Linked DNA regions of Homo sapiens: region 1 is linked to region 2. The links are chromatin loops, found by intact Hi-C in ENCODE. Cell type or tissue: IMR-90. All regions are shown on one strand. Links, peaks and the distances in the headings refer to the core of each region. The heading gives the core; the rest is flanking DNA.

Region 1 (15,877 bases), core at 1,847-9,846, 270 kb before region 2:
ATTGGTAGAGCTGCCTTGACTTCTCTCTTCTACTCCTTGCCCTAGTTCTGGCTGCTGTGAAGATCCATATCTACCCATAACAATGCTCTGATTCTACCCACACCCTTACTAGAAGCCTCACAGCCCACCCAACAACTTTTCTTTAAAGAACACCTCTCAGGTTTTAGCTTGGGAGCAAATATCGCTAGTGATAGCCTCTAAGTAAGGAAGCAGAAGTGATCTCCAGATATTTCAATTGTTCTCAATATATGTGTTGAACAAACACCTCAAGCATTACTGCTGTTTGTACTTGCGGGTTGTGACTTCAGCTTCTTAAGGAGTGCTCATAGAAAGAACTGGGCCCACCTTGGCTATCTCAGTCTGTTTTCCTCTGCACTGGTTTTTCCATTGACCCAATCCTGTCTGTATTCTGTCTTCCTGGATTTCCTCAAAAAGGAGGTTCACCCCCTCATGCTTTCTAATACTGCTTCTATTGTATCTTTTTGGATTTTCAAAATCTTTTCTTCCATTTCAAAGGTGAAATCTTAATTCTCAGTTCCCAATTTGAAACAGAAAACTCACAGGTTGCTTTACTGTTCAAAATGTGTGTATTAAACAGGAAAAGGAATTGTAATTATTTCACATTATAATATAACAGGAAGGAAAATAGAACTTTATTATGCTAGTAATAACTATCATAATTATTCATCTTTAGAAACTAATAAAAGTCAGTGGTAGTGATCAGTTTTCAGACACTTCAACAGCTAACAAGGAATAGGAATCTAAAGTGCAGGTGGAGGATCTTGATTAAGCCACCTTCTTCAAGAGTTGGCTCCACTTCTTATGTGACAGTTGGAAAGTTACTTAATTTCTTTGAATTTTGGTTCTCATTTATAAAAACAAATAATGATAGACCTTCATGTCTATTATTAAGATTAAATTAACTGATACTTCAAAAGTGCTCAGAAAAATGTCTGGAATAAAGCAGGTACTCAGTAAATATTTGTTGAATAAATAAATAAAGATATAAGTGAGGATTGGGTAAACAACACCCAAAACAGAAAGGTATAATTCCCCAGCTGGGACCATAGCTGAGTATTCTAAGGCCAGCTGCTTGTAAATGATGGGGCTAGTAAATGTCATTTGTGTGAGCTCAACGCCTCACTCCATCACAAAGAAGGGAGAACACTGATCAGTAGAAACATTTGATCATCTTCTGTGATGATCTAAATTTGTTCAAATAAGACTAAGGTTACAGTTACAGGATGAAGATAACATGAATCACTAAATCATGAACATTCCTAGCCACAGCAGCTCTAGAGTGAGTTGACATGGAAAGCATTGTAAGATATTGCTTCGTTTATGTATAATTTAGAAGAGGTGGTCAGGTGCTATAAAGGAACCAGTGGGGTGGCAGTCCCAACACCTTAATTCCATCCCAGCCTCAAAATCCCCCTTTGTATAATGGACCTAAGGATGCCAATCTTGTCCATTTCATGATCATTTAAAGAATCACATGAGGTAATGATTATGAAAATGCTTTGTACATTGAGGTCAAGGTTAATATCATCAGTGATAAGTCATGTTGATAGCATGCTCCTTTTGTATGAGGTTATGAAAATGGCACTTTACCTCTGTGATCTTCCTCCAAAAATCTCACAAAACATTACACAAAGACAAATTGAGGGACATTTTTCAGAATAACCTACCAATACTCCTCAAAACCGTCAAAGCCATGGAAAACAAGCAAAGACTGAGAAACTCTCAAAGACCAGAGGAAACTGAGGAGACATGATGACTCAATGTAATGTGGTCTCTTGAATGGGATTCTGGAACATGAGAAGGAAATTAGTAACAAAAAATAATGAAATCCGAATAAGGCCAAGAGTTTAGTTGGTAATAATATACCAATGTTGGTTCCGTATTTGTGACAAAAGTTATGTGATAATGTAAGATGTTAATAAGAAAATAAATGAAGAGTACGTAGGAACTCTGTACTATTTTTGCAAATATTTCATGCAAATCTAACTATTATAAAATTTAAAGGTTTATTTTTTAAAAGTTGATAGGTAAATATAACATTTTATTTGGTTCTTTAATTTTATTTCAAAGCAGATTATACATTTAAAAATAGACTTCAGAAATGTCAGATAAAGGAATTATGTGACATTTTAAGAATACTTTTCAAGTACCGTAATCAATTACCTTTCTGCTGCCTTCCATGAAAATAGTCTGTTCTATGATTGTTGTCATCAATAAAAATCATTATCTCAGTTCTAAGAGGTCCACAGAGCTTATCTAGTCCAATCTTCTCACTTTACAAACTGAGGCCCAGAAGGGGCAGGTGACCTTTCCAAAGTCACAGTCTATTTCATTCTTAGCAGCTTTAAGAATGTGAAATAAGAGATATTTTTATTATACCCAAAATACTAGAAAAAAATGAGTGTGTGTGTGTGTCTGCCAGAAAAGCTTCAAATATGAGAGAGAGAGAGTGTGTGTGTGTGTGTATGTGTGTGTAAAGCTTCAAGGAGTCACCTAACCCAATTATGGGACTGGCCTTAAATAACCCTTCTAGGAAGGATGACAACTTGCCATACCTTAAAAGATGAGGAGAGAGTTCACCAAATGGAAGGAAAGGGGGAAGGGATTCCAGGCAGGAGAAGGGATGTCTTGTCCTCCAAGATTGCAGGGAGGAAGGAAGGGTGAGGGTTTAGATAAGAGAATGACTAAAGTGAGACAGAAAAATGATATAGGTCAGGCCTGATGATCTCAGCCATCATAGTAATAGGATAGGAGACCATGTGCTGATAGTGAAGTGTGGGCATTGGTTGGGGAACTGGAGGAGAGTGGTGAGGACTTGAGCTTGTCTTTGAAGATAAAGAGTAGAATCTAAGAAAAGGTAAATAAAAGGCTAATGAATAATTCTAAGCTTGTATTAATAGCATCATATAGGGATATGCAATTTCCTCTAGCAACTTTCAGTTGTCCACATATAGAGAAAGTGGACTGTGGCATTCATCTAGGATTCAGTTTTCTTGGGCAAGGTCAACAGAGTATGAAGATCTAAAGGAACCAAGGATGTTAATATCAACTTTTGTGAGATCAGCTGTAAAGTCTAGGAGGAGTAGAACAAAAAAGAAAATGGAGGAAGTCAACTGACTAGAAGAAAATAGAGGCAGCAAGAAATTGGATGTCTCTGGAATGACCAGGGAAGGTAAAATCTCTTAAAAGTAAATTTGGTAGAAAAGGATCCTAATTCATGTGCCAAGCATCTGAGTGAATAAAAGGAGATGACTGGAAGGTTAAGAGAGTCATAGGCTATTAAAGAAGATGGCATCAACTTCAAAAGAGGATGACACCTACAAAATGGTAGGAGCTCAACTGGGTGCCAAGAGAATACATCCTGGGATGGTGGAGGTACAGATGTTGAAGTGCAGAATTGCAAAGCAGTAAGAGATAAAAGCATGACAAGGAACAATTCACAACTGCAAAGATATGGAACCAATCTAAGTGCCCACTGACCAATGAATGGATAAAGTAAATGTGGTATGTATACACCATGGAATACTACTTAGCCATAAAAAGAACAAAGTGATATCTTTTGCAGCAACTTGGATGGAGCTGGAGGCCACTATTCTAAGTGAAATAACTCAGAAATGGAAAATTAAATACTGTATGTTCTCACTTATAAGTGAGAGCTAAGCTGTGGGTATGCAAAGGCATACAGGGTGATATAATGGTCTATGGAGACTCAAAGAGGGGAGTGGAGGGGAGTCAAGGGATAAAGAAACTACATATTGGGTATAATGTACTCTACTCAGGTGACAGGTGCACTAAAATCTCAGATTTCAACAGGATACAATCTATCCAAGTAACCAAAAACTACTTGTACCCCCAAAGCTATTGAAATAAAAACATTTAAAAAAAAACATGCCAAAGAAAGGAGATACCATGGCAATGCATTTTGTTTGGTGACCAAAAATTGCAAAATGGGAGGAATGGTTGAAAAAGCTCCTCTCTAATATGGCAGGGAGAGTAGCAGCACAAGGTGAGGGCACAGGCCTTAGCATCAGGCTGTCAGCACTATGTCCCTACAGGAAAGAACCTAAACCTTTTATGCTTCCCTTTTCTCCTTTGTAAGAGCACTACCTAACATGCTACTGTGGCACCAAAGAAGGTAATGTGCCTGTACCATAGCGAGTGAGTACCTAATAAATGAGAGCCAATGGTTTTCTTCCCCCAGCTTTCACTGTGGCTAAAGGCTCTAGATAGTCTTGCAAGTCTGTGCAAGGCCTGCACACAGTGGACAGATGGCTAATGACATCCTGGTGCCAGGTAGACAGAGCATCAGTGAGGTTTGAGTGTGACTACAGTCTTTCATAATGTATCAAGTTTGAAATATTCAGATGTCTAATATTTATGCCTACATTGAAAGACAAAAATGATGGAGGTTAACATCCCCAATCACCACTGCAGACACAATGATGGAGGTTAACATCCCCAATCACCACTGCAGACACAAAAGACAATTCCCTTTTCGGCCAAATAGCTATTTGGAGCTATTGCTCCCCAAATAGCTAATCTAATTCCTGCAAGTAAGGAGGAGGCACATACCTGGCAGAAAATAAGGAGGGGGAAAGAAGTTGAAGTGAGTAAGGGACAGGAGCAAAGAGCTGCGAAGAGACTGTATAGAGGCAAAGTTATCAAGCAAACCCACTTGAATTCCATGCCCCTAGGCTTGGATTATATTTATAAGGAAAGGGTCATTCTTGAGATCTATGGAGTCTTTAGTTCTCATGATAGCGAACATGTTGGTTATATTTATAAAATAGAATCATAACTACATCTGGAACTTTTACACAGAAATTAAGGTTGACTTACATGCCAGATTGATTAACATTCCCAGATAAGATGGTAAAGTAAAGATTTATTTTACTTTGCACTCTTACAGCGTGGATTATTATTCATACTTTATTTTGCAAATTGGTGGTAACCTAACTGCAGCCAAATCAAGAGTTCACATGCCAAGTTTTGGTCTGAACAAGTTTTGCATCCAATATACACTTGGCCAGAAAAATAAGGAGATAGAATAATAGAAGAGAAAAGAAAGTATTTTATGCACCCTGGAGGTCAAAAACAGATGTGAGTAGGGCCCTTGTGGAGTGTGACTAGTTAACATCTGGTAATCCCTAATGGATTTCACTGTCCATTTGTAAGTTTCCCCCAATGTTTAATATCAACAGCTATTCAGGAACGTAGTGACTTGCACAAAGAATAAAATTTACAGATATCAAAGACAAAGCCAAAAAATTACTCTGTTCTTGGCATCCATCCTTTCTGGGCAAAGACTACATATTTTCTTTCTGTTGATACTATGTTTAATAAAGCTATGCGATTGGTTAGATTTCGATTGAGCTGAATGTGTTTTGTTTTGTTTCTTTTTATGACTCAGTGACAAAGGGAAATATAAAACCTTCTGCTTACTTAATCAGAGAACTCTGGTTTCTTCTATGTAATTTGAGCAGAAATTGAAAAAAACCATCCCCAGAAGGAGTAATTATGCCCATACTGGTGGGAGGAAGACAAGCAAGGGATGGTGAGGAAGGTAGATAATCTGGCCCATTTTCTTCTCTTGGCGCATAGTCTGTCTGATTTCTTGTTCCCTTTCAAGTCACTCTTTTTTGCAGTGGCAATTCCCACAAACTGCAGAATTTGTAAGAAAATTTACAAGAGGGGCAGAAATGTCTGTATTTCTGACCATAAAGGCTTCAAATGCTGAGGGACACACTGGAAATGTTTTGCAAAGTTGATGCAGAAGAGTTATAATTCTTATTGCTAACTGCAACAATTGAGATTAAACATAGTTCTCCACACCATCCACACACCAATTAATCCAGACATTCCTTTGACAGAACAGGCTACCCACAGAATTGCTAACTTAGTAACAAATTGGTTAGTTGATTAGTAACAAATCAATGAGGCATCAATTTGTGGACCTACTCAGGTCCATTGGTAGTGGTTGCCAGGAATACTAAAATGCTAATATAATACTAGGCATTAGAAGATTCTTAAAAAGAAACAGGGTCTCTGTCGCCCAGGCTGGAGTGCAGTAGCACAATCTTGACTCACTGCGGCCTCAAACTTCTGGCCTCAAGCGATCCTCCCAGCTCAGCCTCCCAAACTGCTGGGATCATAGGCGTGAGCTTCCAATCCCAGTCTAAACCCTTAACATGCTCAGTGGGAAAGAAGCATCTCCTTGGTGGATTGGATTTCAGATGCCTGTCAGGGAAGTGGGAAGGAAGACTAGCAGCATGTGTGCTACTGAGTTTCCATCTCTGATTTAACCAAAGGAGTGTGTCATCAAAAGATGTTTCCTAAGGTTTAGGAATTTTCCATTCAAGATAAACCTACATAGCAGCAAATGCATGTGTATATTATACAGTATTAGTACAAAACTCAATCACATGATAGTGCTTTCTATCTTTACAGGAACTTTTACACGTGCCATGTCATGAAATGCTAAAATGACTCCATGAAATAGAAACAGGATATATTTTTATCCCCATTTTACAAATGAGGAACTGAATTTTGGAGCAAATAAGCGATTCACCCGAGGTCATGCAGCCAGTATGTTAGAGAATTTAGGAAATATTTCATAGTCACTTGGATATTTTGTAATCACTCAAATTTCTGACACAAATTAAGAGTCAGAAAACTGTGGGAAGTATGGCTGAGATTTTCTGATTCCCACATTCTGCAACAATAAAATATAAACATGACTAACCAGGATACATTTACAATACACATGACTAAGTGACAACACGTGGGAGATAACTGGCTTTTGAAATGCATGTCTGTATTAATCAGAGTTCTCCAGAGAAACAGAATTAATAGGGTTCTACAAACCTGCAGAGCCTATATCCCAGCTTGAAACTGAAGGCTGTAAGGCTGCTGTAGTACCAGAAAGAGCCACTGTCTCAGAGTTCAAAGGCCATCAGGCAAAGGAAAAAAGAACACACACAAAAAAATAAAAAAAATAAAGTTGATATTTCAGTTCAAAGGCTGTCAGGCAAGATAAATCTCTTACTTGGAGGAAGGTCACCCTTTTGTTCTACATAGGTCTTTAACTGGTTTGGTAAAACCTACCCACATTATGGAGGGCTGTCTTTTATTCAGTCTACCAATCCAAATATTAATCTCATTCGAAAACACCCTCACAGAAATACCCAGTTTAACCAAATATCTGGGAATCTCATGGTCCAATCAAGTTGACACAAAATTAACCATCATAAGCCCACCCTTGTCAACTTGGCACTGTACATGTCTCTGTAAAACACATATAATGTCCAAATAAGGGTAATAACAAGATCATACTTCCACCACATTATACAGCTATCCTGCATACAAGCATAACTGCACTAACCCTTTCCCCAGAAGAGGATGCAAACTCCTTGCATGATGGACTCTTCTCCTTAATGTCTCATAACTTAAGTAAGTATGTGGGAAGAATGTTATGAAGTAAATTGTGTCTTCCCTCCGCCATCGGTATATTGAAGCCTTATCCCACAACTTGACTGTATTTGGAGACAGGGCTTTTAGTAGGGTAATTAGTTTGAAATGAGGTCATAAGGGTGAAGCCCTAATCCAATCAGACTGTTTTCATAGAAAGAGGAAGAGACACTAGAGGTCTCTCTCTCCTTGCTCACATAGAGGAAAGGCCATGCAGGTCCACCGCAAGAAGGCAGCCCTCTGCAAGCAAGGACAAGAGGCCTTACCAGAAACCTACCCTGCTGGCTCTTGATCTTGGGGCTTCCAGCCTCCAGAACTGTAAGAAAATAAATGTCTATTTTTTAAGCCACCCAGTCTGTGGTACCTTGTTATGGCAGCCTGAGTTGTGTAATACAATGACTAAAGCCCTAGCTGGGTTATTTCTCACTATCACAGAAGAGGAAATTTATTTAAAATATATCAGTCCAATTATTGTGTGCATGTTCTAAACCTTTCTGTTTAATTTCCAGGCTGGACAGAGGCCTTAAATGGGGCTCTTTTTAAAAAGAAATCAGAAGACATATGTTCTTGGGTATTTTGAGGGCTGGATTATAAATTCCTTTATGTCTTAGGGGAAGATTTCATCATGCTCTTTTAAAAGCTGCATGACGAACCTATCAATAGCAGGGAGATGTCTGGAACAGAGAATACATAATCAACAAATTTTCACTGAGTGTCTACCATATGCTGAATCTCGGAGATACAATAGGGGTAAAGGCATATGCTGTCCTTCCCTTTAGGTAGTATTCTAGTGAGGGACCTAGGTTGTGAGATAGGGATTGGGTATTGATTCATCTGAACGTTTAAGGTTGTTATAATAAAAAAATTGACTTTTAAAAGCTCATTTGGAGATTCTAGTAGAAAGCACAGCTACACATGTAGCCTTAACCTGGAAGAAGATACTGCTCCCTGACTAGCAAAAGTGTTCCCTTTTTCATTTGTCACCTTTGGCTGTAAGCAGGAGTAGCAGATACCATGGCCTGGTTATACTACCATCTCAACATCAAGCTACCAGTTGGGTTATAGAAGATTTGGTTTAGGTCCAGTGGATTTGCAATCAATGAAGAGCTAAACTAGAGTTACAAAGACAGTGTCTGGTGTGTGTGTGTGTGTATGTGTGTGTTTTAATTTATACTACACAACCAACTTTCAGAACCCTAATTTGCTGCAAGGCCCCTATGTTTGTAACAAGGTGGTTTTCATTCTTTCAGTAACACTGTTTTTTGTTTTTACCTAGTTGAAGAGACCTCTTGAAATATTTTCAAGTGTTATATAATATTTTCATGTGTGTTAATACAACACCTTTATGCTGTAAGTCCAAAAGAAAAGTCAAACAAAGGGTCGTCTGTAGCAACACTAAGGTGTTTCCATTTTTCACTGCTCTGCATTCACAGAGTTTGGAGATGACCTATGAAGCTATAAATAAAAGCAATACGATTTTTCTGTAAAACAATTTCTAAACTTTTCAAAACGTGCAATGTTAGATTCATGTAATAGATTGTTACAGGCTTTCCTTGGGGAAGCTACAGGCTTTTTTCCCTTTTACGAATCAAAAGTTGATAATGCAGAAATATTGCACAAATATCATGACAATATCTTTTCTTTTCTTTTTATTGAACAATAGTTGTGATTTGAAGAGTAACCTTCTTCAGAAAACTGTGGAGACTTCACAGAAATGGCAGAAGCTAGTTGAAGTCTACAAATTACCTAATGGAACAGGTAAGCTTTATGCCTTTAAAATTTTATATATATATATATTTTATATTTTCTTTGAAGTCTCTGGTACAGAACTTTTCAGCTCGTAATATTTTGTATTGAGCATGAAATTGACTGCTGTTCTCACTGCTTCGTCTTTTCAAAGCCCGCAATGTAGGAAAAAAAAAAATCGATTTTTTTTTACAAGCCCCAAATCCAAGAACCATACCAATGCTGCCTTTCTTTCCCACAGAGCCGTTAAAAAATATATATCAACATGGCTTCTACCATATTACTAAATTCTATCAAGTTGGTACCCTTCTAACAACAGTAACAACAGCAGATTCCCAAAGTCGTAAGGAGTGAGGAATGGTGAATGGAAACAGTAGGGAGGGAGTTACGGAACAGTGTTACTTTTTTTTTTTTTTTTTTTTTTTTTTTTGAGACGGAGTCTCACTCTGTCTCCCAGCCTGGAGCGCAGTGGCGCAATCTCGGCTCACTGCAACCTTCACCTCCCAGGTTCAAGTGATTCTACAGCCTCAGCCTCCCGAATAGAGTAGCTGGGATGACAGCCACGTGTCACCACGTCTGGCTAATTTTTGTGTTTTTCGTAGAGACGGGGTTTCATCATGTTGGCCAGGCTGGTCGCAAATCCCTGACCTCAGGCGATCCGCCGCCTCAGCCTACCAAAGTGCTGGGATTACAGGTGTGAGCCACCGCGCCCAGCCCAGTGTTACTTTTTAAGACAGATTCAAGAAGCTTTAAAACTGAGTTGACAATTTAGTCACAGGTAAAAATATACTGCATGCAATTAGCTAAAAATTTCTTACAGTAAATGAAAGTCTTGGTATGGCAGACACTGCAAACCTACCAAGGCACATTGAGTTATGAATTGAGGTTTGGACATTCTAGCATGGACAGCTCCCTTCCCCCACACTTCAAACTTCAAACTCGTCTACCTCCTGCCTCCCACACACAGACTCCCAGTCCCACCCTAAATTGACCTATTGAAACTTGCTCTGTTGCCCTCAAAGAGTAAGAGGCTATTTATTCTTCCCTAAACATCCGACTCCTGCACATTCCAAACTAATAGACACAGCCATGCCCCAGGTTTCTGTAGGATCCATAAACCTCACACGCAATTCAGGAGCCTGAATTCCACACGCAACAGAAATTTAGACCAATGAGGGACAAAGTTAAAAGTTCCTTCTGGAGGAAGGCTGAAGAAGAGAAATCAATCACTTACGAAAACTGATGAATGATTCTGGCTCTCAGGCGAGGGAAGAGGGGTCCTGTGCACTCTGTGGGGCTGTTTGTAACCCTCCAGAGTCACCTGCATGCTTTGGGATAATAGTAAAACTAGCTATCACTAGGAAACCGGGCCACTACGCCATGGGACATCGGCCTTAAGAGTGGGATGTGGGCCGGGCACAGTGGCTCACGCCTGTAATCCCAGCAGATGGGTTACCTGAGGTCAGGAGTTCGAGACCAGCCTGGCCAAGATGGTGAAACTCTGTCTCTACTGAAAGTACAAAAATTAGCCAGAGTCGGTGGCGCACCTTTAGTCCCAGCTACTCGGGAAGCTGAAACAAGAGAATCGCTTGAATCCGGGAGCAGAGGTTGCAGTGAGCCAAGATCGCACCACTGCACTCCAGCCTGGGCGACAAGAGTGAAACTCCGTCTTAAACAACAACAAAAAAAGAGTGAGATGTGAGAAGGGAAAAGCGTTTTCCTACTGTCCTACGGAAGAAAACCAAACAGTCAAAGGCAAGGAGCCACGGAGCTCTAACCATCAATGGCAGATCCACACACCAGGTGAGCAGCTTGAGCAAGAGCTGGGAATCAGCAGCCCGAGCACTTCCAGAGATGATTACCCCAGAATCCACGGTCAGGGCACTTCCGGAGTCCACAGTCAGAACACTTCCGGAGGTGGTCACCTTGGATCTGTGGTCAGGACATTTACAGAGGTGATCACCTGGGTCTGTGGTCAGGGCACTTCTGGAGATGGTCTCTCTGGATCTGTGGTCAGGACATTTACAGAGGTGATCACCTGGGTCTGTGGTCAGAGCACTTCTGGAGATGGTCTCTCTGGATCTGTGGTCAGAACATTTTCTGAGGTGATCACCCCGGAATCCACGGTCAGGGGCACTGATGGAGACGGTCATCCATAGGATGGTCAGTGACCCTAAAACAAGACAGAGAGTTAGTTATATGGGGACAAACATCCGCCCTCATAGACTTTGAAAAAAGACTCTGGGTGAGTTTATCCAGGAGCCGTGAGCTGGAGGGGCCTGCAAACCTTCAGGTTACTTTTTCTTAAAGCACCATTGATCAAGGCTTTTTCATGGTTAGAGAGCAAACCAAGGCTACGTGTCACAAATGTAATTTAGGTCCTCTACTGAAAGCTTAATGGACCATTTGCCCCCTCTATCTTGTGTGCTTTATTCCTTTTTAATCAAGAAAATTAATTTTTTTAATTAAATGTTTTTAAATTCTGCACTCCTATTCATATGTTGTCCTACTGAGTTATTTCTTGTGCCATGAGGTCAGAACCCACAGGAATAGTTGAATTTTGGGAATAGAATTTGAGGAGAAGGACCAGAGGGCTGAGGACTGAGCCTTTGGAGATGCTCACAGGCAATGGACAGCACCTAGAAGAAGGAAGAATTCAGTGCCAGTTGGCTCATGCAAAGGTCAACCAGCCCAGAAGTCTATATTAACTGATACCCTAAAACCTCGATTCTTATTTTTACTTGAAATATAGAACAAAGTTGACTTATACATACATATACACATGAATATGTAAATACACATGAATGAGGAATCTCTCTCTCCACACATACACAGGCCATTCTAAAGTCGTTTTCAGAATGTCTTATTATTGAATGAAAAAAAAACCTGAAGTATGTATGTTACTTTTCTAGTTATCTAAGAAAGAAGGGTATAAATATTAGGTTGGTGCAAAAGTAATTGTGGTTTTTGCCATTATTTGCACCAGCCTAACAGATTCATTGTTTTTTTAATAGCTGAAGAGTACACCATTGTGTGGACGTACCATAATTTATTCAGCTAGGCCCCTTTTGGTGGGCATTTGAATTGTTCTTAGTAGTTTGCTGTTACAAAGCACTGGCTTACAGTGAATTGCCTTGTCCACATATCTTTTCTTGCTTTTTCCAGTGAATCATTGGGATAATTTTTTTAAAGTAAGATTGGCAATAGTGTAAATGAGTATGTGATTTTTCTAAATATTGCCAAATTCCTTTTCCTATAGGTCGTACTATTCATTTTGTATTTCTACCAGCAATATATAAGAATGGCTGTTTCCCACCCCATCACTAGTGTCATCCACAGAGTGTGCACTGACATTGGCATTTTGCCAACCTAATGATGAGAAATGCTATCTCAGTATAGTTTAATTTCACTTCTCCTTTTGTAATTGATTGAGCATTTTTACATTTATATTTCCCTATAGAAAATATAAAATTTAACTCTTAAAAATTCAGCTTACCTGATATCAACATTATCAAAATATATCAAACTTCCTGTGTAAACCTAGAGCGAATGGCTATTTTTGTGTCCTAGCTACAGACAGCAAAATATGGAATCCTTCCCCACTCTTTGTAGCAATGACCCTTTAAGTCCTAGGTTGTCTCAACTTCATGATATCCATACCACACAAGGGAATGAATTTTTCCCCTAATGATTATATAGGTTACATTTTTCCAAATGATATCTTCTTCAGTTCCCTCCCAATGTATTCCATTTCTTAACTCAATAACACACATTTACTGAGTTTCTACTATGTACCTGAACAACATAGATCCCATAGTAACCAATCAGAGCCAGTCTTTCTCTGGGCTGCTGGCACCATCAACGCATTGCAAAATTCCAGAAATTTCTGGCCACTCACAGTTCCCAAGCCCCTAATAAAACTATTTTAATTCTATGTGTTTCCTCTACCCAATATCAACATTTTGCATAATTGGGATGCGGAAAAACTCTCCACTCTGGAGGAGGCTTTGAGTTTAGAAAAGAAAGCAGGGTGGAAGAGAAGTTGTTCTTCAACAAAACAAGATTAACTAAAAAAACAAGAGTCCTGAGGAGTCCTGGGCTTTGCGGTCAATGTGATTTATCATTCAGGGCTCTGACTAAGACACAAGAGTTGAGTAGCAGGCAACTTTTGAAGCTCTACAACTTACTGAATTTTAGTCTCTTCATTAAAGTATAATCTGAATTTTATTCTCTTCATCCAAGTATAATTCTTTCATTTACAATGAGTCCAAGAGAAAAGATACATTAAAATATTTAAGATTATTAAGTAGATACTAAATATTATAAAGTCTTGACCAAAAAAAGTGCTTCTCTTGAATAAACAATAGCAAATGACTCAAATGACAGAGATGATTTGTGAAAGTGCTAATAGTTAGACTGTATTTCAGAGCTGACTAAACTTGTTTTTTCTTATAGCCCCCCCATCCATGCCATTAGCAAATTCTACTTTCAAAATATATCTTCAATTCTAAGCATTCTCATTATCCCACTGTTATCCCTCTAATTCAGGCCTCACCTAGTCTATAACCACAGCCTCCTAACTGGCCTCTCTACTTATGAGCTTATCCGTACTTCAGCCTTCAGTTATACCTCAATTATCCATACAGCAACCAGAGTGATGATTTAAAATTGTGACACAGCTCCTGCCACTGATCCTTCACGCCCTCTATTGGTTCACAATCACACCCGTTTAAATCCAAATCCCTTTCATGGCCTGAAAGCCTCCACTTGATCATGATCCAGCCCCTCACCTCCTCTCTGACCTGGCCTCCTCTCACTTTCTGTCTTGCTCATTCTGCATGGCCAGAAGTCTTCTCACACTTCCTGATAAAATCCAGACATGATCCTGGATCAAGGCCTTAGCACTTCCTCTTCCTCTGCTTGGAACTCTTGGCTCATAACTCCCTGTGACTTCCTTCAAGGCTCTGCTCAAACACTTAATTAGCGAGGACTTCCCTGACTAAAATGGCACTTCAGTCACTCTCTGCTTACCCTGATTTATTTTTCTTCATAATATAATTTTCAATACGTGGCACACTTTATACTTATTTGTTTATCGTCTGTCTCCTCCTACAAGAATGTAAACTCCACCAGAGGAGAGACTTTGTTTTGTTCACAGATGGATCTGCAGGGCTTAGAATTGTGAACGAAGAGTTATTACAGTGGCCTGTTCCCAGGAGAGGCATGTGAAATAAAATTATGAAGTGGGATATTGCTTTATCGACAGCTGTTTGGACTGTAAATACTCCTTGTCACCATCAGGTTACAAAGTCTCTCGTAACAAAGATAGGGAGGTAGGTTGGAGAGGGGTAGGGACAAAAAAAAAGAAGAGGAGTTAGGGTGTTCCTAATATGGCCCAAGGGAGAAATAATGGTGGTTTGCATAAGGGTATGGCGGCCCAGATGGAGAGAACCAACAGGGCTTGGTAATGGTTTGAATGTGGGAAATGAAAGAAAAAAAAGAAAAGAATAAAAATGGTCCTTGATAATTTTTTTTCGCACGAACAGTTGAGTGTATACTGGTGCCTTCTGCTGAGATGGAGAAGGGTGAAGAAAGAATGAGATGTGTGTGTTTATTTGGAGAATGGGGATTGGTAATAGTAGAAGTTGTGCCAACCCCCCACTTCCACAAACAATGTGCACACACAAGCACACACCCATCTATTTCCCACACTTCTCTGCTCTGCTTTATGGCCAGGGTGTGCTCTTGTCGTCTGATTTCAAATGGCATAAGGCAATATGAGGTACCAGCAAGAGGCTGAATAAGAAACAAGTAGGAGAATTTATTCCTTTAGACCCTCCCTGTCTCACTCCAGTTCTGCCAGTCACTGCATTCTGGGATTGCTACTTCAATTGGATGGACCTTGTTCTATGGCTTCAGGCTTTCCCTGGGTTCCTTTTGCTTGTCCCTACAGGATTAAAGAAGATAACAGCTTTCCAATGTTGCTAATCCCTGGATGCCTTAACACCTTGTATTGGCTTCTATAGTTCTGCCCACACCTTGGCAAACTGTACTTCATTAAACTTTCTTTTTTTTTTTCATTGCCCAGGCTGGAGTACAGTGGCATGATCTCAGCTCTCTGCAACCTCCATCTTCCAGGTTCGAGCAATTCTCCTCCTGCAGCCTCCCCAGTACCTGAGATTACAGGCACGCACCACCATGCCTGGCTAATTTTTGTATTTTTAGTAGAGACAGGTTTTTGCCATGTTGGCTAGGCTGGTCTCAAACTCCTGACTTCAAGTGATCTGCTTGCCTCGGCCTCTAAAAGTGCTGGGATTACAGGCATGAGCAACGACTCCTGGCTGTCATTAAACTTTCTATTAAAACTTTTGAGTACGCCAGCTGTCCCATGCTGAGACCCTGATTGTGACAAAAGCCAAGTTCATGTTGATCTGCCTATTAGACATCCAAGTGAAGATATACATAGGCAAGCAGAAATGAGTTGGGAGAGACTCTAAGGCTGGGAAAGTCTGGGATACAGAAAGTGTAAGAGTCTTTAGCAAATAAACTGGGAGTGGAGGTGTGCACCTCCAGTCCCAGCTACAAGGGAAGCTGAGGTGGGAAGATCGCCTGAGCCCGGAAGTTAGAGGCTGCAGTGAGCTGT
Region 2 (10,963 bases), core at 1-8,000:
CATGTTGCGTTCTCACCACTAAAAGTAAAATATGCCACCCAAAACAAAACAATGAGCACTCTTAGCACCCAGCTCTTGGTTTCTAAATACCATTGTCCAATAAAAAAAAAAAAACTAGAGCTTCTTAAGAAATGCCTGACTTTGGGTTTGGGAAAGGAAAAAATTAGATGGGGCTGGAATATGTTATCATGACAAAAAGTAAAGAAGAATGATGGGATCTTGCCCAAAAGACACAGATCCAGCTTGAAGGGACTCCTCCTAGCCAATGTGAACATCCAAGTAAATTATGATAGGAACAAATTGTAACTATTTGAGCAAAATACATATCCATAAAGCACTACAGTTATGAATAGGTAAATGAAAAAAATAGACATATGAAGAGGAAGGAAAATACATCAGTAGAATGACAACTAATAAATCCACAAGAAACAATAGAGTTTGAATATTGTCATTTAGTAACCATCCCAATAATTGATTTAGGAATGAATGATCAAAGAGTGCTGAACTTGGTAGGTGTAAGTTTGGTAAGGAATCAAATATTTAAAGCGTGCCAATGTATCTTCCCATAAAATTATTATTAACTGTTTATTAAGTAATAAATATAATGTACTGAATAATTAATTTCACAGTTGAGAAACTTGGCAGATATCATTTGATCTAAGTAATAAACATTCATAATACAAGTAATAGTGCAAATTATTATTGTTTCCTCCTCATATACTGCATTAAGAAAAACAACATGAATTCTGTGATATTACTGTCAAAAATGCATAAATCATTAAGAAACGTCAGACAGCCCCAAAGAGGGAGATTCTAAAAGGTAACTGTTGTAGGCTCTTTAAAAATGTCAAGGTCAAGAAAAATAAGGAAAGGCTGAGGAACTCTTGTAAATCGAAAGAGACTAAAGGAATATTTAAATAAAACATATGCTCCTAAATTGGATATTGGACTTATAAATAACATTCTTGGGATAATTGGCAAATTTTATTGGAGTAGAGGGATCGATCATATGGCAATACTAGATCAAAGTTAATTTTAATAGCTGTTTTCTGGTTATGTAGGAGAGTGTCATTGTACTTAAGAAATGCACATTGAAGTATGACAAGGGATGCAGCATTAGTCTGCAATTTATTTTCAATAGTTATATGGGAGCACTATGTATTATTTCTCTAACTATATGTAAATTTGAAGTTATTTCCAAAAAAAAGTAAAACAAACAGAATTCCCGAGGTCATGAGAATTCTAGGAATGGTCATCTGAGCTATCAGGAGAAGCTGCTTCCACACATACTGGCTCTTGTTTTCGTTGGGTTTTGTTACATAATCCTCTGAGGAGGCATGGTTCTTTCAGTCCTTCACCTGAAGATGAAACCCACATAAAATCCAGGATCTTCCTTTTATCTCCCTTGCATTGTAGAAGTTTTCAGTATTTACCAAATCTCATATTTCACCTTCTCATTTTTTTTTGTATTAAGATTAATACAGCAGTTGCCCCTCAAAATACTTCTAAGGAGTCAAACTTGGAAATTAAACAGATTTTTGCAGCAAAATTTTGATTAGTGCTTAATGGAGCATTTTGCTTAACTAAATTTGCTTTTGACGTGATATTTTATGAAAAATCTGTTGGCACAATTTTCTGACTGGAAAAACATTAAAAATGGAAGGGAGGGAGGGAGGAAGGGAGGGAGGACAGAGGGAGGAAGGGAAGGAGGGAGGGAGGGAGGGAAGGGGGGGAAAGTTTCTTTTTTAAAGGGAGATCTTTTAGTACCTCAAAGTCATATAAAATCCAGCAGAAATTGCTTCACCCTTAATATAGATGCCAGAAGTTACATTATTTTGAGTGATTGATATCAAGCCATTTGATTACAATTTACCTGTTCTAAAATTTCTAAACAATGAAGAATCTCATAATTAAAATGTTCTGATTAACTAGATTCCAGATTTTAAAGCAAAAGAATTTTGAATATATATGGTTCTATTGTTTGTCAGACTGTATAAAATTTGCCAGTTTTATATAACAATATTTAAAAGTAATTTTATTATGTGAAAGCAGATTACCCAAGTCTTTCTTTAAATCTACTTTTTGAATTCTTTATTGGCATAAAGATCTGTATGAGCTGAAAGAAAAGATATTTAAATTAATACAGTCTGCCTGGATTCCCCAGGGGAGTGATGAACTAGCATTTTAATTACTAACAAATTTAATTATTCAATCCAGGTGTGAACCATCAAAAATTTAGAGAACTCCTTTGCTTTAAGCAAGTACTTTTCATTTCTAGGAAAATATGATGCCATCAATGTCTAATCTAGAATGCAGGTTCAAAAAGCTGTCAGATTTGTAATGTGGTTACATTATTTTGTTTCAATTGTAAATTCCCAGAACATTAAATCTATCAATAGTTGACTGTAAAGACAACAACTACCACCCAAAAGTTAAGCCCTGCTGATATAGCCCACTTTAACTTTTTACCAGTCTTGGAATTACCTAAATCCTTTTGGCAAAACTGAAAAATGAAAAGTTTCCTTACTGGAAATAGATTTGCTATGTAAACAGTTATTAGAACCATATAATCTGTATCTATAACTACTGCTCCTGCGACTTTTCAAATTTAATAAAACTGTCTATTCAGTACAGCTTTCTTGGATTTGCAAGGCTCTGTTAGTCCTCAAAATAATAAGGCAAGGCTCACAAAGACAGATGGCAATTGCCAAGATTACAAGTACTTTTATATTGATTTTAAAAACTCTAGTAAAATATCAAAATATGTTATCTCCTGGAGAACAACTTGAAAATAAACTAGTGAAATTGAAAGTTAGGATGAGAAACGCTTATTAAATCTTAATCTTGGCCAAATCTTGATCTTTATCATTACAGTGAATGTTTTTAGAGCTTTTATTGGGATCAAGTGAACCAGTTTGGAAATGCTTTGATATTTATGTTTGGATTCTGTTTCTACATTTACTAAGATTTATGTAACTATCTACCATCTACTTAGCTAGATGTACCATTGCAAGTAGTATATACCGTGTTTAACTAATACCATTTACATATGCTTTTTATAAATAGTATCACTTATAGGTAATACATGCGTTTATCTGTTGTAATGTCTTTTGGGTTTGATTGCTTAACCAAATGTTCTAAACTATTTCTGTTATTTTAAAGCATTATATAATTTTAACCTATTTATAGTTTATTTCATTCAGAACATGCATCCTGCCATTTTTTGCTGTATTTTGAGATAAGATTTTATGTTAAATACATGCCTCAAAAGAAAGATTAAATTACCTACCTAATTTAGCAAAGAAAAAATATTTACCATATGTGAAGTCTACCTAGCTTGAGTTTTGAAATCCAGAATTTTCTAATCCAGGAGAAGGACTCACTATTTAAGGTGTTTAATCAAGAGCTGGAGAAGGACAGAATGAATTGCTGTGGCTGCAACTTACACCAGAGTCACACTATAGTGCCCTCCTGTGGAGGTTTGGTTAAAACTTCATTTTTGTGCCCATGAGAATGATTTTCAAACTAAGTGACAAAGTCATCACATTCAAAATTGCCAAAGTTCAATATAGTTTTGTCATTTTTTTCCTTTGCAACTAGACATTAAATTACTTTCAAAATATAAGAAACATTCACAGTTCAGAAGATTTGCAGTTCAAAATACAAACCGAGACTTGTCAGCATTTTATCTACATTTCTTATTTTATTTTAGTGGATTTTACCTCAATTTTTACTTAAATAGTTGAATGTTAAAGAGGAGAGAGCATAATCAGTTCCTGAACTAGGAAGATAAATTCTTCAGCTAACATATTTACAGATTTATGTAATAAAAAGAGTTTTCTTGTTAAAAGCATAAAGATTATAATATTGTAGAATCCCAAAAGAAAAAATAACAACAAAAGTTTAGACTATACACTCATTTATATTCATCAAAAAATGTGCAAACAGTGATTCTTTTTCAAACTGTTATACTTCCCCCCGCTTACCCCCAGTTGAAGAGTTAACCTTTTTTTCTGAAGATAAATTAATGCTACTTATTACGTATTTATTTCAAAATAATTTGGTTCATTTGTTTTTTCTCTCTGCCCTAAACCTCTTTTTACACTTAGTTTCAAGGGTATGAAAATGTGAATTTTATCATATGTGGCACGTGCACACTCATATATGCCCTGAGACTTCTTTACACAGTTGTCATTTGTACACCTTTAAAATTAAGTTTCAGTGTATACAAAATTCTCAGATCGATGGATTAGGTATTTCCTTTTGCATTTCCTCTTTTCCTCCCCAGCCCAATGCTCCACCACCCAAGCTTTTCTAATTTGCGACTGCCAGGGATGCCTGTTAACTATTGAAAACCTGAAGCCCACCTTCACTCTTCAATGGGATATTAAACAAGTGTTAAGAATCATAGAACCTAATTAAGACTTTATTCAAGAAGTAGGAAGGGGGAAAAAAAAAACACTAAAAAGACTTAAGAGAAAAACCAGGAAGTTTTACGCAGCATTTTATGTCAACAAGAAACACAATGGATTTTTATCTCTTCACATAAATCTTTTTAAATCTGTCTCCTGAAAATGGGAAGGAGAAAACATTGGTTTTTCAAAGTTTAAATGTCTGTAATTACAGACCATTAGCTAACTGGCAACGTTCATAACTAAAGAAGTAAGTGGAGCGCTCTCTGTAGGAATGGCCATTATCAAAGAGATTGTGAGTGAGCTCATCCAAACTAGAAGTGTTAGATAAAATTTTAAAACAAGAACAAAAATAGGATGAGAAAATGCAGAACAGGGTGGAAGATGGTGTTCATTTCCTTTAGTAAAAAATGGCTTAATTTGTGAGACCAGATTAGATAAGAAACATAACTGAGAAATTCAACCTAACCTAAAAGTAACCTTAAAATGTTAAATAAAATTTGCTTAGTACTGCGCATTCTTGTTGTCCTGTGTTCAAAAGAGAATTTAGAAGAATGAGATTTTTCCAAGGCCAGGAATACATAAAGTTCCATTAATGAGCGAAGGTGATATCTAAGATGCCTCTTTAGAATAGTCTCAAGAGAATAAAATTGGGAGCCAGCTAGAAAATTTCCCTCAAAACAATCCAGGATGAACCCCCAAAAGCCATTTATAAAGTAAGTAAGCATCACAGGGCTCAAAGTCAAAAGAGAATGTGTGGGGCTCAGAACACATCCTCTCCAGAAATCTAATTTAGTATCATCAAGAACTTGGTTTGCTCTCTTCCTAGACTCCACACAAGTCTGAGAGCAGTTTTCTATCAATAAAATCAGATAAAGTCATTGAGGTGAAATCAACTAAGAAGAGGTAGCTATAACCCTTAAATCTTTAGTCCTAGTTTCCCACCCTGGAGCAACCAAAGTTAGACGGAGAGCTACAGTCTGGTACCAATATAGCTTATTCCCCCACCAACCCCTCTGGAGCTTCTGTTGTCCTATGGAGGTCTTGCTGAAAAAGACGAGGGCCTTGCCTTCAAAGAGTTCACCTTATAGATGTGAATGTTAGCTTTTATCTATCACCTAAGTTTATTTTAGAAATGTTTTTGTTTTAATCCTAAATTACATTTCCCTCTGTATTTCTTCTGTCACATGAGCCATGGCAAAAATTGCTCCAAAGGCTTGATGAGAGTTGGAGAAGAGAAGAATATGTAACCAAGTCAGATGAGTGAGGGGAAGAAAGGGAGGTTTGAAGAAGTGCTCACAATTCTCACTCAGTCTTTCCTATAATTCCTTCCCATAGCAGTTCTGAAGTAATGTGGTTCAGAACCCCGACCATGTAGCTGAATCACCTGAAGCGCTTTAAAAACAAACTACGCTTCTCTAATTATCAGTGATATTGAACTTTTTTTCACATGCTTGTTGGCCGAAAGTATGCCTTCTTTTGAGAGGTATCTGTTCATGTCCTTTGCCCACTTGTTAATGGGGTTATTTATTTTTCTCTTGGAAATGTGTTTAAGTTCCTTATAGATGCTGAATATTAGACATTTGTCAGATGCATAGTCGGCAAATATTTTCTCACATTCTGTAGATTGTATGTTTACTCTGATAGTTTCTTTTACTGTGCAGAAGCTCTTAAGTTTAATTAGATCCCATTTTCAATTTTTGCTTTTGTTGAGATTGTTTTTGGTGTCTTTGTCATTCCTAGGTCCAGGATGGTATTGCCTAGGTTGTCTTCCAAGATTCCTATAGTTTTGGGTTTTACATTTAAGTCTTCAATTCATCTTGAGTTGACTTTTATATATGGTGTAAGAAAGGGTTCCAGCCTCAATCTTCTGCATATGGCTAGCCAGTTACCTCAGCACCATTTATTTAATAGGGGATCTTTTCCTCATTGCTTGTTTTTATCAGCTTCATGAAAGATCAGATGGTCATAGATGTGCAGCCTTATTTCTGGGCTCCCTATTCTGTTCCTTTGGTCTACGTGCCTGTTTTTGTATCAATACCATGCTGTTTTGGTTGCTGTAGCTATGTAGTATAGTTTCAAGTTGGGTAACATGATTCCTCCAGATTTGTTCTTTTTGCTTAGGATTGCCTTGGCTATTTGGGCTCTTTCATGGGTCCATGTAAATTTCAAAATAATTTTCTCTAGTTCTGTGAAGAATGTCATTGGTAGTTTGATAGGAATAGAATTAAATCTGTACATTACTTTGGGCAATATAGCCATTTTAATGATATTGATTCTTCTTATCCATGAGCATGGGATGTTTTTCCATTTATTTGTGTCTTCTCTGATTTCTTTGAGCAGTGTTTTGTAATTCTCATTGCAGAGATCTTTCACCTCCCTCATTAGCTGTTTGCCTAGGTATTTTATTGTTTTTTTGTGGCTGTTGTGAATGGGATCGCCTTTCTGATTTGGCTCTCAGTTTGGTTGCTGCTGATGTGTAGGAATACTAGTGATTTTTGTACACTGATTTTGTATTCTGCAACTTTGCTGAAGTTGATTATCAGCTGAAGGAGCTTTTGGACCAAGACTATGGGGTTTTATAGATAGAGAATTATCTTGTCATATGCAAACAGAGCTAGTTTGGCTTCCTCTCTTCCTATTTGGATGCCCTTAATTTCTTTCTCTTGCCTGATTGCTCCAAAGAAGACATACATGCGACCAACAAGCATATGAAAAAAGCTCAATATCACTGATTATTAGAGAAATGCAAATCAAAACCACAATGAGATAGCGTCTCACACCAGTCAGAATGGCTATTATTACAAGGTCAAAAAATAACAGATGCTGGTGAGGTTGCAGAGAAAAGGGAACCCCTCTACACTGTTGGTGGGAGTGTAAATTAGTTCAATCATTGTGGAAAGCAGTGTGGTGATTTCTCAAAAAGCTAAAAGCAGAACTGGTAACCATTTGACCCAGCAATCCCATTACTGGGTATATACCCAGAGGAATATAAAGCATTCTACCATAAAGACACATTCACGCGAATTTTTGTTGCAGCACTATTCACAATAGCAAAGACATGGAATCAACCTAAATGCTCATCAATGACAGACTGGATAAAGGAAATGTGGTACATATACACCATGGAATATTATGCAGCCATAAAAAAGCACAAGATCATGCCTTTTGCAGGAACGTGGTCGGAGCCAAAGGCTATCATCTTTAGCAAACTAACACAGGAACAGGAAACCAAATACCACATGTTCTCACTTATAAGCGAGAGCTAAATGATAAGAATTTATGAACACGAAGGAGGAAACAACAGACACTGGGGTCTACTTGAAGCAGGAGGGTGGGAGGAGGGAGAGGAGCAGAAAAGATAACTATTGGGTACTGAGTTAAGTACCTGGGTGATGTAATAATATGTACAACAAACCCCTGTGACACATGTTTACCTATGTAACAAACCTCCACATGTACCCCCAAACTAAAATAAAAATTTTTTTAAATGATATCTGGGGAAAATGTGGGAAATATCTTCACTTACCAATTAAAGCGTATACAAAAAAACAATAAATAAAATATCTTATTTAAAAAAAAAAAAAACAAAGACACCTCCCCCACCACTATTCTAATTCAATAGGTCTGGGGTAGGGCTTGGCATCTCTAGTTTTTAAATGCCCCATGGTGATTCTGATGCACAACCAGTGGCTGAAAACCAGCAAATTAAATTTTGCTGCAACTGTGTATAATTTGCCAGCATACGTTCATCTACCATCTACTCTCCCAAAAGAGACAGGAATGGAGGCCAGTTACAGGAGCAGAAAGGTAGCAGGAGCCTAGATCCCATAAGATTTTGTGAAAAGCAGAGCCACCATACAGCTTGGTACTGTCTATTTCTGGATTTTTATGTGAAGGCAAGATAAAATACTGTCAGGTCAAAGCTGCTGGAATTTGAATTTTCTGTCACTTTAACAGCTAAATATAATACCATCTAAATATACCAATATCACTACTTTATATTGCTTGTAAACAAATATATTTTTGCTAGTAAACAAATATTATATTGCTAGTAAACAAAAATTAGCCACCTTTAATTTTTACATATTTAAATTCAAAACATCTTAATGATAAGTCCAGAATCACCTCTATTATAACATATTTTGTCTTCTCAAAAAAATATGTTGTCTTATAATTGTAACTAAATATTATTGTAGTCTACATTATGTCTTAACAATTGTACAATAAATGTTGTAGTGGCTTGAACCTTCTTGCAAATTATGCACAGTAAAAACTATATTAAATCAAGCCCAAATAACTTTGAATTTCAAATATATCAACTTGGCCTGCACTAATAGTAAATTTTGGTCTATAAAAAAACAAAGACACTCATAATTTAGAGACTATTACATGGAGGCTGTTTATAAACCAGCTCTTGCTCTCTTAAGCAGAACAGTTTGAATTTGGCAGCATTTGTTGTTTATATGCAAATGGACATTGCTAATTACAAGTGAGTTTTTTTTTTCTTAAGTCATTTAGGTATATCCAGAATCTCAACTTGTAACCTTTTATTAGCACTGTCAGTTACTATACCAGTCTTTTTTAATAGGGATCTGCAAGAGAACTACATTCTACGGAAAACGATTAAATGACTATTTTCTGAATTTTCTCAAGGATAGTTGCATAGCTAGTAAGATTCTAGATGCATTGGAGAGAAATTAACTCATTACAAAAGTGGATGCCTCGGCCATGAGGGATAAATTCTCTAGGAATCTTGCTCGAGAGGTTGAGAATTGCTACCACTTGAAAGTGAAGTTTTATTTAGAAATATTCTATAATTCAGACTGCTCTCAAATTTAGACTAGCTTTCCACCAAATTCATCCAAATTGAAAGTATTTACTAGATATGGAAGTAGCTTTAATTCTTCAGAAATTTGAGTTCATTTTTTAAATTCTATCTTTGGTAAAAGTTCTCATGTAAATGTTATAAACAGCAATTTAGATTGCAAGTTTTAAGCATGAGACTGGTATGATAACAGCAGTATTTTGAGCAAAGTAACTTGGCAATGTTATAACAACATTTTGAAATGAAAAGTGATTAGGGACAGAGAGATTAATTGGAAAATTAGGAAATTGCTAAGTTTTTTTTTTTAATGCTAGCATATAGCAACGGTAATGGAAAGGAATGGACTTATGTAAAAAATATTGGCTGGGTGCAGTGGCTCATGCCTGTAATCCCAGCACTTTGGGAGGCTGAGGCACGAGGTCAGGAGATCGAGACCATCCTTGCTAACACAGTGAAACCCTGTCTCTACTAAAAATACGAAAATTTAGCCAGGCATGGTGGCACGTGCCTGTAGTCCCAGCTACACGGGAGGCTGAGGCAGGAGAATCGCTTGAACCCAGAAGGCGGAGGCTGCAGTGAGCAGAGATCGCACCACTGCGCTCCAGCCTGGGCGACAGAGCGAGACTCCGTCTCAAAAAAAAAATTATAAAGGAAATTTAACATAGAAGTTGGTAACTACTTGGATATAAACGACTTGAGAAGCTAAGACAAACCAAAATTTGCACACATTTGAACAAGAGGATCTAAAAGAGAAGTTGTGCCATTAGTATAATTCGAAGCCAATTTTTCATAATAATAATGAGATGTGAATATAAGTTTAGTTTTAAATACATTAAGTTTAATGTGATATTGGAATGACAAAATATAAACTTCCAACAAACAGATAGGACTGGATATGTACATTAGAAAGGTCATTACCTCAACTGGGAGAGGGAACTCTTGTATAATAATCTATCGCCATCTTTGTATAGATACAGCTTCTCGTACCATCCACTGTGACATCATGATAGAAAGATGCCAGATCCTGTCTGTGTGTCCTTTGTGGGCAGGCTCTGGACATGTGTGAGTAATGGAGGAGGAGAAACCAGGTTTGAAATGTATGGAGCTAGCAGCAAGCCTACGGGATATTCATCTAAACATCAGCTGTGTAGAAAGCTATTCAAGTCTTGCCATGATTTAAGTGACATTTTAAGAACTCTAAAATATATTTTTGAAGACTTGGAATAAAAACCAAAGTGCAAATGAAATGCAAACATTTTATTCAGTAAATTTTGAATATACCATTTTAACTGCAATTTGGGCAGACTTCTGGAATGTTTTAGTTCAACAAGTGAGAAATTACAACTTCTGATTTGGGATTATATGCAGGGTACCTTCTTTTGTCATCTTTAAATTGACTTATTTACTGAGAACTGAGAAAAAAATTAAAATATAGTGGAATATGAAACGAACAATATAAATGAGCAATGAAATCAATAGAAATTAATTTAACATCAAGAAGTAAATCATAACTCCCCAAAATTGAGGTCATAACTAAAGTAGGAATCCAATAAGAGGGCCGGGTGCAGTGGCTCATGCCTGTAATCCCAACACTTTGGGAGGCTGAGGTGGGAGGATCATTTGAGGTCAGCAGTTCGAGACCAGCCTGACCAACATGGTGAAACCCCATCTCTACTAAAAATACAAAAATTAGCTGAGTGTGGTGTGCACATGTAATCCCAGC

Evidence for each region. Hi-C counts contacts between places; a loop is a spot of excess contacts. Peaks named below come from ENCODE experiments on the same cell type or tissue, not always from the same donor. Only the 100,000 strongest peaks of a DNase experiment are listed, where the experiment ranks them.
Region 1: it touches region 2 in a loop (3-fold over the local background); 7 of 110 quality-filtered maps call a loop at or near these places.

What each region holds. Positions count from the first base shown.
Region 1 is chr10:61,458,347-61,474,223 of GRCh38, forward strand. TMEM26-AS1 (TMEM26 antisense RNA 1) reads left to right here. Exons shown (of 6, transcript NR_120643.1): 2 at 9,152-9,246. Among named protein-coding and RNA genes, the nearest start is that of TMEM26, 13 kb to the left of the region's middle. In IMR-90, for the core only: no CTCF peak of the experiment used is centred there; DNase peaks (open chromatin) are centred at 5,385, 6,315 and 6,795; H3K27ac peaks cover 239 bases.
Region 2 is chr10:61,730,069-61,741,031 of GRCh38, forward strand. All of the region lies in intron 5 of CABCOCO1 (ciliary associated calcium binding coiled-coil 1), which reads left to right. Among named protein-coding and RNA genes, the nearest start is that of CABCOCO1, 73 kb to the left of the region's middle. In IMR-90, for the core only: a CTCF peak has its summit at 3,463 (motif pointing left); a DNase peak (open chromatin) is centred at 3,453.